2 separate regions of the Homo sapiens genome follow, and region 1 is linked to region 2. Evidence: read pairs that join two places in POLR2A ChIA-PET (ENCODE). Cell type or tissue: HepG2. All regions are shown on one strand. Each heading gives the region's core, and the rest is flanking DNA. Links, peaks and the distances in the headings are about the cores only.

Region 1 (5,385 bases), core at 204-5,203, 70 kb after region 2:
CAGGCCTTTCATAAGGAACAAAAATGATAATGTATATCATATACATTTTGTTTTGTAGGCTTACAAAACAAAAGTTGGAAATGCAGAGAAAATAGATTAGGAGTTAAGAACTGTATCAGCATTAAGTAAGAGTTGGTTTAAGTTAACACTGAGATTATTTTGATTCCTTGACATTGTGCAGTTTTGTGGGACAAAATAGTTATCAATTGTCCTAACACCATCCTGGAAATTCTAAGACTCTACCATGACGTCTTCCAGGGTCTTCCTAGTTAAAGCCTGGACTGAAAACAAGTAAGAAGCACTTTTTGGGTTCGTTCAGTTTTGAGGTAACAATAAACTCATCTTCAGACTGCCTGTGACCTTTTCATAATGACACCAGAAATATGAATAGGACATATTTTAAAACTAGCTTATCTAGAAAACCTCTTGCCCATTCCCATTCCCATTTCCTAACACAACTTTTTTTCCAGATCTTGCACAAACAGGAAATCAGAGTAAAGCCATCATTAGAGACAGGTGAACATATTTCTCTTAAGGCAAACAATACTTTGCTATACATATGCAAAATAAAAACGGGCAATAAAGCAAGTCATAGGGTGATTCAGAAACACTCCCCTCCCTACTCCCCTAGAAAACACTTCCTATGCTTGAAGTATTTTAATGGAGTGCAAGTCATTTGTGAGCCTGAATTATTCAGGTAAATGCCTCCTCTACTGTAGTTTGCATGTGCTGACATATATATGAGAATAAATGCAAACTAGCACAAGATTACCCTAAACACATGTGCTTCCATTTCCTTGGATCTCAAAACCAATGAGTTACGCTAAAACAATGGTTCTCAAAGTGTGGTCCCTGCACAGGCAGCATGATATAACCTGGGAATTTGAGAAAATTGCCAGTTATTGGACTCCACCCTACACCTACTAATGAGAAACTTGAGGGTGTGGCCCAGCAATCTGTGGTTTCTAGATCCTTTAGATAAGCCAGTGAAAATTGGGCCTAGCATCACCCATAATCAAGCTTTTCTTTCAAGGGTGAATAATATTAATACTTGTGCTGGGCCTAATAGTTTTGTTCTTTAGCTTTGTTTTGTTTTTCCTGACAAAGGAAGGATCTGAGTAAGGGAAGTCAATACTCTGGAAGACAAGTGACTTTCTGGGGGAAGGTGTTAAGCCCTTTCATTTTGTCCTCTTTGTTTAGCCCTTTTTATTCCAGTGGATATTTCTACTCTTATCTGGGAAGCTAACTTGGTTTTTAATTTATTTTTCATCCTAATTCATCTGCAATGGATTTCCCATAATATTGTATTTACCTCCTCTCTATTGGACATGATGAGTCTGCTGGTCTACTCACTCTTGAGAGAAGCTCTTTCTTTGAAAAAGCTATCTGTTTAAAATCTGTGTGATTCATCTTTTCTCCATCCATTTTGAGGCTCCAAGGCCAGTGGAAGAGTTCTGACTCAGGTCCAGTTGCAGGGTACAAGCCAGTAAGTCATGTTGTTTCTTGATACCACTTTCCCGTTTTTTTTTTAACATCATAGCCAGTGTGTCAAGTTGGTTTGCGTCCCCCAGGAAGCAACACCAGTGACTGTTAGTAAAGGAACACTACTTGGAAAGACCATTTTGAAGGCTCTAGTTAAAAGCAACAACTTAAAATGAAAAATTTTTAAGCCGCTTTATTTTGAAAGATTTTTGTTTTCAAAAATTAAACATTGTAGTTCTTCAAGAACTCTGTAGTTGGAAATATTTTCTCTCATTAAAAACGCAAAGCCTCTGGAGGAAATGATACTCTGAGCTTTGTAGCACAAATCAATGCCAAATGAAGGCCATAAACCATGTTTTGTTCTGCACTTGGCACAGTCTCCAAATATCTTGAACAAACAACGGCACTGTGCTTCAGACCCAGGGACCCTTACTTCTCTGGAAATTTATGATTGTCCATTATAGGAAAGTAGAAATGCTGAGGATTAGCAAGTCTGGACTAGGATTGGAGGAGAAACAAAGAAATTATTAAAAACATAAACAATTTGAATATTATGAGCACCTGTTTTCTAAAACCATTGCTTGGAAAAGCCATTCTTGCAAAGCCTATGTACTCAAAGGAAACTGGCTTTGGGTTTAGATGATCAATCTCAGCTGGCTTTGGGTTTAGATGATCAATCTCAGCTCAATGAAAGTACTCAGAACTGGCCTAGGTTGAGGTAGTGTGAGAAGGTAAAAGGGGATAAGGCAGGTTGCTTCATACAAATCCCATTCGTGGGAAAAATCAGGAATTCCAAATCATGATTCCCATGCCTTTGTCAGAATGCCTGTCACTTTACAGTTTGAATGCCGTTTCTAAATAAACAGTAGCTCTCCTATTTGTGTGGGCTGGTTGCTTTGCGGGCAAAGGCCACAGCCATGGGTTCTGGCCCTGCAAAAATATGCAGACTACATATTTTGGGGGCCATTTCTGTGATCAGGGAATCACAGGAAATCAGGGGCCCCATATGTCACCCATTTACCAATCCAAGCCAAACCTAAAGTCACAGGTAGAAAAAGGTGTTTACAAATGTTAAGAATCAAGAAAGCAACACTTGATATCACCAAACCACCTCAAAAAAAAAAATCTGGCATGACTCATTTCTGATCTTTGCTCAAAAGAAACCTAATTCAAAGAAGCATATTTTTTAAAAATGTCAGTAATTGCCAATGATAAAACTGAATGATAAAAACCTGATGTGAGAGCTTAATGATGCTACATTCACTTTCTTTTGCATACAGTGCATGTGGCTACATCTCTTTCAGGAATGTGCAAATTGACGGTTCATGCCTCAACTGTCTGATCACTAATCATTGCTTAATATCACTGCTTCTGCCTGAACCTGAACCTGAATGTGAACCTGAGTGGGACACTAGGCATCCTAGGAGCTACTGTTAAGAACTGGCATGGCACCATCAGCTTGTGGTGGTGGTGGTCTGTGTGTGCCGGTGTACGGTTTTGAGCTGGTTTGTCTTTCTTTTGAAAGAAAAAACTGTCCCTTATATAATATTTTTGCATTGTAGCTCTATATCCAGAAATCTGTGAGACGTTCTTATTAGTATGTTGTACTCCTGAAGGTCATCCCCTTTTACAAATCCCTGCCCCCAGCAAGTGGGCTGACACTTACAATTACAATGACATTAATAATAAGAGTTATGACTAAAAGTGAGCAAAAGTATTGGCCAAGGCTTATGGACTTCATTTGAGGCTTAATGTGGCACTTTGATTTTTCATTCAACTTTTCTTTTAGGAATTACTTTGCTAAACATATCCAGATTGTCTTTTGTGCTTAATACTATTATTATTTGTTATTTACTGCTACTGATAACTAACAGAAGTAACTGGCCTAAACTTTAAGTTACTGAAACTTGAAATAAAATTTTTTCCTTGCCATTTATATATGTAGTGGTTTTATGAAGCTCCTTGCCTTCTAATAGCACTGAGGAACTAATCAATATATTCTCTGATTTGTTGACTTATTTTGTATTCATTCATTTAGTCATTCAGTAAATACAGAAGAAACATCTACTATTCAGAAACCTTTTCAAAGAATTATTCCAAATCAAGATTTACTTTTAAAACCTTGCTAAAAAGACAATGTTTGCACTCTGAACAATGAAGTTCTGATCTATTAGAAATAAAAAAGAAAGGCTTGAGTTCTCAAATTCATCTCAACATAGACTCCATAAAGATTATATAACTGGAAGTAAATACCAGCAGTCTTTACCCTACAATGTTTGATCAGTGTCCAGATATCTTTATTTCCTATGGCCAGATTTTATACATTGATCCTTACAATTATCATAGGTAGGGTTAGACTAAATGCTCATTTCAAATAAATATTACTATATATGTCTCACAGTAAAGAGAATCTTTTGGAATGGCAAAAGTCTCTGTTGATTAGGTTTTCCTGGTAGTCTTGCAATGGATTCCCTGAAATATAAACTAAAACCAATGTTAATATCACATGTATTCACTATGTAAGACTAAATCTATCAAGTATCTATCAGTAACTAGCAATAAAAATTCTGTTGTGGTGTTTTGAATCTGGAATTGCTTATACTTTTATGAAGCTTATTGATTCAGACACTATTTTTAATAAATATTAATAATAAATATTTAGTAAGTGAACATATGCTAGAGCCAGGCATCACACTAAGTCCTAGGGGTATAATTCCAAATGAAATGGACATTCTCTTTGTCTTCATAGAACTTGGAATTCTGTAGGTTGTAATCATAATTTTTTTTTCAATTTTGACCCCATGAAAATAACCACAGACTAGTTTCCTTTTAAAGAAACAGAAAGCCAGCCATCAGGCAACTCTGAGAGCCACCTACAACTCTCTTGCTTAGATATTCTTGAGTTTGTTTCTCCATAATGGGGACATTACTTACAGCTTTCTATCTGAGGTTTTCATGACACCAGAGAGATGAGCCATAAAGAAATACCCTTGGCTGTTCAAACAGAAAAGCAAAGCAAAACAGAAAACAAACAAACAAATTTTATCATTCACATTCTCTTGCAGTCTAAAGGACATCATTTTTGAAATTCAATTCTCCCTTACCCCTGACCTTTCTCCACTTCCCATTATGTTCCCTGGATAAATCATCCCTTTGAATGGTTTTTTTTTTTCTATCTTTCAATTGTCTGGAGCATTCCTGCTGTGTCTGGGCATAGATCTCTTCTTTGGTATTTGATTAATTTCATGCACTTGACCTAACTAAGAAGCTGGACTGTACTTTGGACATACTTCAGTTGGCAAAATTAAATAAAACCCTAACCAGAGAAGCATAAGAATCATTAAAGCCAAAGTTTCTCATTAGCATTGACAGAAATTCAGATTTTTCCCAAATCGGTAATAGAACAGAAAGTACTAAAATTGTCAAAGGTACAGACCACAATGCAAAAAAATAAGGAGAGAGACTAGAGAGTGGATTCATACAGAGGGAGGCTGGGAAGGTTCACAGGATCTGAGCAGGGTCTGTGGAGAATTCCAAATGAAAAGTTTTTAATCATCTCCACTCCCTATCGCCACTTTGCGAGTTGCCATTATTGCATAGACCAGAGTACCTTTGAGTGAGGGGAATAAAAGGAATACAGTTCATTTTGTAACTAAAGATTAGAAATAGTTTTGCAATTATCTCCTTTCCTAAGTCACACATAAATCATTCAACTGCGAATCCAGATTGCTTTGTTAGGATTTAACTTAGTTCAAATGAACAGGCATAAACACGACTTGAGATGGAAAAAATCGTTTTCCTCTCATGAGAATCAACTTAGTCTGCTAGCCTAATTATCTGAATCTGTTGCTCCCTTCAGACATTGAGAATTCGATTACAGCATGGCTCTCAATCTTAGTACCC
Region 2 (5,385 bases), core at 319-5,318:
TTCTTTCTGTGAAATCATGGCAATAATACACACTGCATGAGAGTATACACACAGTAATTAAGTACTGTGCTGTTGAGCATTTAAATGTTAACAAATATGAGTGCTTCTTCTTTAACAATGAAGCATCCAGAAGGGGTACATACCAGCAGGAAGGAAAAGAGAGAGAAACAAAGTGCCCACTTGCCCTGGTGGGTATTACCATTATACAACACCATTATATAATCACAAGAGGTAATATTTATCAATTTTTACATATATTCTATTGGGAAACTTTCTCAATATAACTGAGTATTATTATAGTAACATTTGAAGGCACAGAGAGTTTAAGTAACTTGTCCTAGGTCACACAGTTCATAAGTAGGACTGGAGACTAGACAGTCTGGCTCCATAACTCATGTCTTAAGCACTACTTTGTACTGCCTTCGCCATCGATACAATAGCATATTACCCACACGTGTTTCTGAAGCAGAGAGGTGTCTGTGGATATACCACCACAAAGAGAAGACGGTGTGGCTTCAAGATTTCAAACTTGCTAGAATCCCCCTTGTTTACTCCACATGAGCCCTTTAATAAGTTACCTCATCAGAATTAATGGATTGTTATTCTTCCCGATCAGTAGTGTAAACCGTAAACTTTGAGACGGTTTGCCTACCACACTTAGTTTAAGATTTAGAAGGTTTACTTGCAAAAGCTCTTAGAAGCACCCATGAATAAACAAGAGTGAAAAGTTAAACCAAGGACAGACGTTTTTATTTGCACTTTTTTTTCAAATCTATCCAAACAACAAGATTAGAAAATTTTCCCTGACACCATAGGCAAATGCTTCTTCTCCAAGTACAGAACAGCCTGTTGAAGACAGCAGTCACATTGTTGTGGTAACTGATGAAATTTATAAACGATGCACAACTTCATATTTTTGCCAGGTTTTACTTTAAAAGAGTCCCAAAGAGCAAGACAATGATAAATAACAGTGAAGGGTGATGACTTCTGAGAGCACTGGACAACATGGTAGCAGATGCCATTGGTTGGCTAGTCCAACTCCCATTTGCAAATCCACCTCCTCTGGCATCCTCCATTAGAGAGGCTAGAAAAGCCAAATATTTGCTTTTCTGCTCTCTTGCAGTGAGGGTTGTCCATGTGAGAAAGTCTGATTCCTATTGAGGTAAAAGCGGACGTCTCCAGAGGCTTCTGGCAAAGTGTTTCTTTCCTGACATAAAGGACATATGCCACAAGCATCACCCCTGCTGTGTCCCCTTTTTTCTGCCTTGGGAATAGACTAGTGTCTAGAGCTGTGACAGCCACCTCATGACCTCAAGAGAAAGGCCAACAAGAATTGGAGAAACACTGACCTTGGTATTTTTGAGCTCTTAACTACAAACAGTTGCTTACCTCCAGAGGAATGCTTGTAAGTAAAATAGTTTAAGTCTCTTAGTTAGGCTTTCTATTGATGCCAAAGGAATTCCTGTTGATACAATGTGATTGCAGACACTTTAGCCCACCTTTTGTCACCTTTTAATTCTACACCTATCTATCTGTCCCTCAGAAATCTCCCAGCAGTTTGGTTAAATAAACATTATTTAATCAAATCACTGAAATGATTTATAGAGCACAGCATAATCAAATGAATCTTCTTCATAGTTTATCTCCTAGTTATAATAGCTGTTTTAATATAACTTTAGTATCACATCCTTAATAGTACAAGGAGGGGTGATATAGTCTATTATTAGCCAAACTTTCTGTTAGTCCAATACATACATGGAGTCCAAAAGAATACACAAACCTGTCTTTTACTTTGGGCTTGAATTGTATCTTTCAACTTTATGAGTTCATGGCTGAGAGGCATGTTCATTCTGCTCCACCTTTCTCCAGATCTTAAAAATTTATGGGTCTTCCAAACAAGCCCTAAAGAGCATCACCCATGTGGCGACCCCTCTCATAGGCACCCGGAAATCAAATTCTTCTTCTTTGGACCCCCTCCTCCTTTTCTCCATAGCTAGAGATGAGCGGAAAGATTAATGCGAGCAAAATGACACCTATTGATTAATAACATTGAGTGCATAGTAAAGGCACTCAAAAAACTTTATTAAATGGTAAGTTAAAATGGAGTATCTTCCACAATATAGGGGCTTCTATAGAGGCTTTTTCGAGAGGGTGGTTTAAACAGAGGCATCAATATTGTTTGTGATTTAGCCAAGTGCAGAAGTAACAAGGGGAACAGGCCAGAAAGAAAGGCAGCATGAAACAAGATGTCTTACAGGAACAAGAGTAGTGTATTGGAAAGAAACAGGAATAATTTGGTGTGCAGAAGTGTGGAGTGTGAAGCAGAGGCATTAGCAGGAATCAAGTCAGCATGGCCCTTAGCAATGGGGAAATGTTGAAGGATTTTAAGAAGAAAATTGGCATTGCTTTGCATTTCAGCAAAACCACTTTGGAGACAGTTAGGGCTGTGGATTCAAGATAAGAGACTGGATCAAGGAAGAGAGGCTTGTTATGAGTTCCTCGAGGAACAAGAGGCCGTGAGATTTAAACTAGTTAATCCACTCCCAAACGCACTAAGTATAAATTTCTACATTTCAAAGTACTCTACAGTGTTGACTTCAAGTCAACCATGTGCTGAGTTATGTACCAGCCAGGCAGTGTAAAGAAAGGCTGTCCAAAGTTCCCCATCCTTTCACAGAAAGGGAATGTGACAACAAAGACCAGAGAGGGGTCTGACTGTGGGATGAGGCTGAACCTAGCCCTGAGCCTAAGCCAACCTCCAACCCCTAGCTGGTACTCCAAGGGAGGTCGTCCAGTTCTTTCCCAACGGCTCAGCCTTTATCATTCTGACAGGGACTCCAAAGCCCAGAAGAGCCCTTACCAAGGTCACACAGTGAGTGACTAGCTAGGAATAGTCCTAGTGGTTCCTGGACCCAATTCCATGCCCTAAATACCAGATGACAAAACCCGCTGCATAAAAATAGTTCAATTAAAATCTAAAATAAAATCGTCACTTACTCTCGAAAAGAAAGCTAGCACAGTATTTCATGAAAATGTCATGAACCTGAATGAAACTGTAATTTGGGAAGTTGTAAAAATATGGTTGCACCATTCTGAGGGCCAACGCCTATCACGTGACCCTGAACCGCGGGCTCCGCCCTGCTGTTCCACCTTGCCTGGCTTGTGCAAGGCTGTGTGCAGAAGGAAACGAGAGTGGGAAGTCAGCTACCCAGGATGGTCCATTTAACAGCTGATCTGCTGGGACCAGTGCCTAAGAAGTTAATTTCTAGCTTTGAGATGGTTTCTGGTAATTGTAGGTAATTTAAAATATAATTGCAATTTAGTTAAAAAAAAAAAAAAAAAACTCTGTTTGCAGTGTTTATGCTCATCACTCTAATTTAAGGTCTAGAATGTTGGATGAACTGCACTTGAGTACACGCTCATTTTGCGTCTTCCTGATTTTACCACCAGTGATTATAAAAACAGCCTCAGCAAACTCAGTCTGCATTGCAAGACAGATGCTGCAAAGTTCAGATATAAAGTTTCACATTTCCGGAAGGTTAACTATTGAGCATGTTAATGATTATTGAAGAGATGAAGAAAACCACAAGGCTTCAAAATGCAAACACCTCTCAAAAATATCCAGCTTCCTCGTGTTTATAATAAAGCCACCTTTTTTTTTTTTTTTTTTTCAAAGAAAGACTATGGTTGAGTTCAGTGTGGTCTGCATATAGGCTTAATGGAGGAATAATTACACGAGGCTGCTTGTGAGTAGGCCAATGGAGCTTGCATCTGGGTTGTATGTTATAAACTGCTCTGTGCTAAGCCAGGGCATCTACAGCTTTGCAAGGTTCACAGAAATTTCTTACCACAGTGACAGCATATGTTTTAAATGCAGAGAAATTCTAAGATCTATTGTGTGTGGATTTATACAGAATTTTCAAAATAATCCAAAATATAGGTAGGACAGCTACTTAATGGCAGGCATCTCAGCAATCAATTTACATTCCAAAGCACCATCATGGGCCCAATCAGCCATCGTTGCGAACCTAGACAAGTGGAGCTAAATGAGAAAACAGCTGAAATGAGCACTCAATCTAATAACCTCACATACAGTCTCCCATCTCCCAGCTTGCAAAACTTAATAGAATGGAGCTTAGGGCTGAAGCAGTACTGCATTGCACAGCAATTACACCATGTTAACACTGGCATTGGAAATCACTTTCTGAATTTGAAAACTCAGAGTCAGTAGTCAGAATTTGCAGCCCTAGTGTAAGAGGCCTGCCTTGAAACACAGGCCCAAATTAAAGTTGACCACCAAATAACACTATTTAGATAGTGGAGATTGTCTGCCTACCAAGTTTTAAAATGGAACCTAGAAGTTTAATGATTGAGAAAATAAAATGTGTTCCAAGTTAGTCTGGCTTCGCTGATACTGGCTTGGGAAAAAAAAAAAAGCCTTTTATTTTTAATGATTTATTACATATACTTTAAAAAATTCAAATATTACAAAAGTGAATATTAAATTTTTCTCCAACCTCAAATCTCTGTCTTCTAATCTCCTTCTCTCAAGATAGCCCCTGTTATCAGTTTTCTGAGCATCTATGCATATCTAAGTATGTCTTATACGTGCCACATACACACAGTGATGGCTCCAGAATTTCTACTAGAAGAGACTTAGGGGCTGCAATCTGATTGGATGTGAGTATGCTGCATAAAGCTGCATTTGCCTGGTATTTTACATAAATGAGAATACATAAATTTGAGCACTAAAAGAAATAAGTATAGCAAGGAATTATAAAGCATTGAAAAAATAGGAATTCACAAGTCCATACCAATAATAGTAAATAGTAAATAAGTGAGGGAAACCATGGGTTGCAGTGAAATGTAACAGCTGTCTGGTGAATGTGAAAGAGTGCCGGCACTGAAAGACCTTTACTTCACAACCATGATAGTAAAGATTGGGTCAGACAAGACTCATGAATGAATGCTACACCTACCAGGAAATTTTGATGAGAACCAGGATATTTGCATCATTTTAAAGTGCCACCTCACAGACTGCTTATTAGTTCCATGAGTGGGGAGTCAGGGGCGGAGTGGGGGGGGCGGTGATAAAAGCCCCAGTTTTATAAAATTGAAAATTTGGACAATATCTTGACTAAGTCATTGAAATTAACATTACCACTGAAGAACAAACATGATACCCTGAGAAGGACACATCACCTATGCAGTTCTCTGGCCTAGAATGCATAACTTCAATCTAATAGGACTGTATTCATTAAAAATGTCAATGTGATAAAAGACAAAGGCTGGGACAATGTTCCAGACTAAAAGGGGCTAAAGAGACGTGATAACCAAATGCAATAGTAGATCCTAGACTTGGTCTGGTTGAGGAAGAGAAAAAAT

Evidence for each region. ChIA-PET counts read pairs that join two places held together with the same protein. Peaks named below come from ENCODE experiments on the same cell type or tissue, not always from the same donor. Only the 100,000 strongest peaks of a DNase experiment are listed, where the experiment ranks them.
Region 1: POLR2A ChIA-PET joins it to region 2 with 10 read pairs; 3 of 35 experiments call an interaction of 5 or more read pairs at or near these places.

The regions. Positions count from the first base shown.
Region 1 is chr14:54,115,753-54,121,137 of GRCh38, forward strand. All of the region lies in intron 4 of LOC105370507 (a long non-coding RNA gene), which reads right to left. LOC105370505 (a long non-coding RNA gene) reads left to right here. Exons shown (of 3, transcript XR_943880.4): 3 at 259-324. Among named protein-coding and RNA genes, the nearest start is that of BMP4, 160 kb to the left of the region's middle. In HepG2, for the core only: no CTCF peak of the experiment used is centred there; DNase peaks (open chromatin) are centred at 1,419 and 2,309.
Region 2 is chr14:54,045,390-54,050,774 of GRCh38, forward strand. All of the region lies in intron 4 of LOC105370507 (a long non-coding RNA gene), which reads right to left. Among named protein-coding and RNA genes, the nearest start is that of BMP4, 91 kb to the left of the region's middle. In HepG2, for the core only: no CTCF peak of the experiment used is centred there; DNase peaks (open chromatin) are centred at 1,112, 2,692 and 3,592.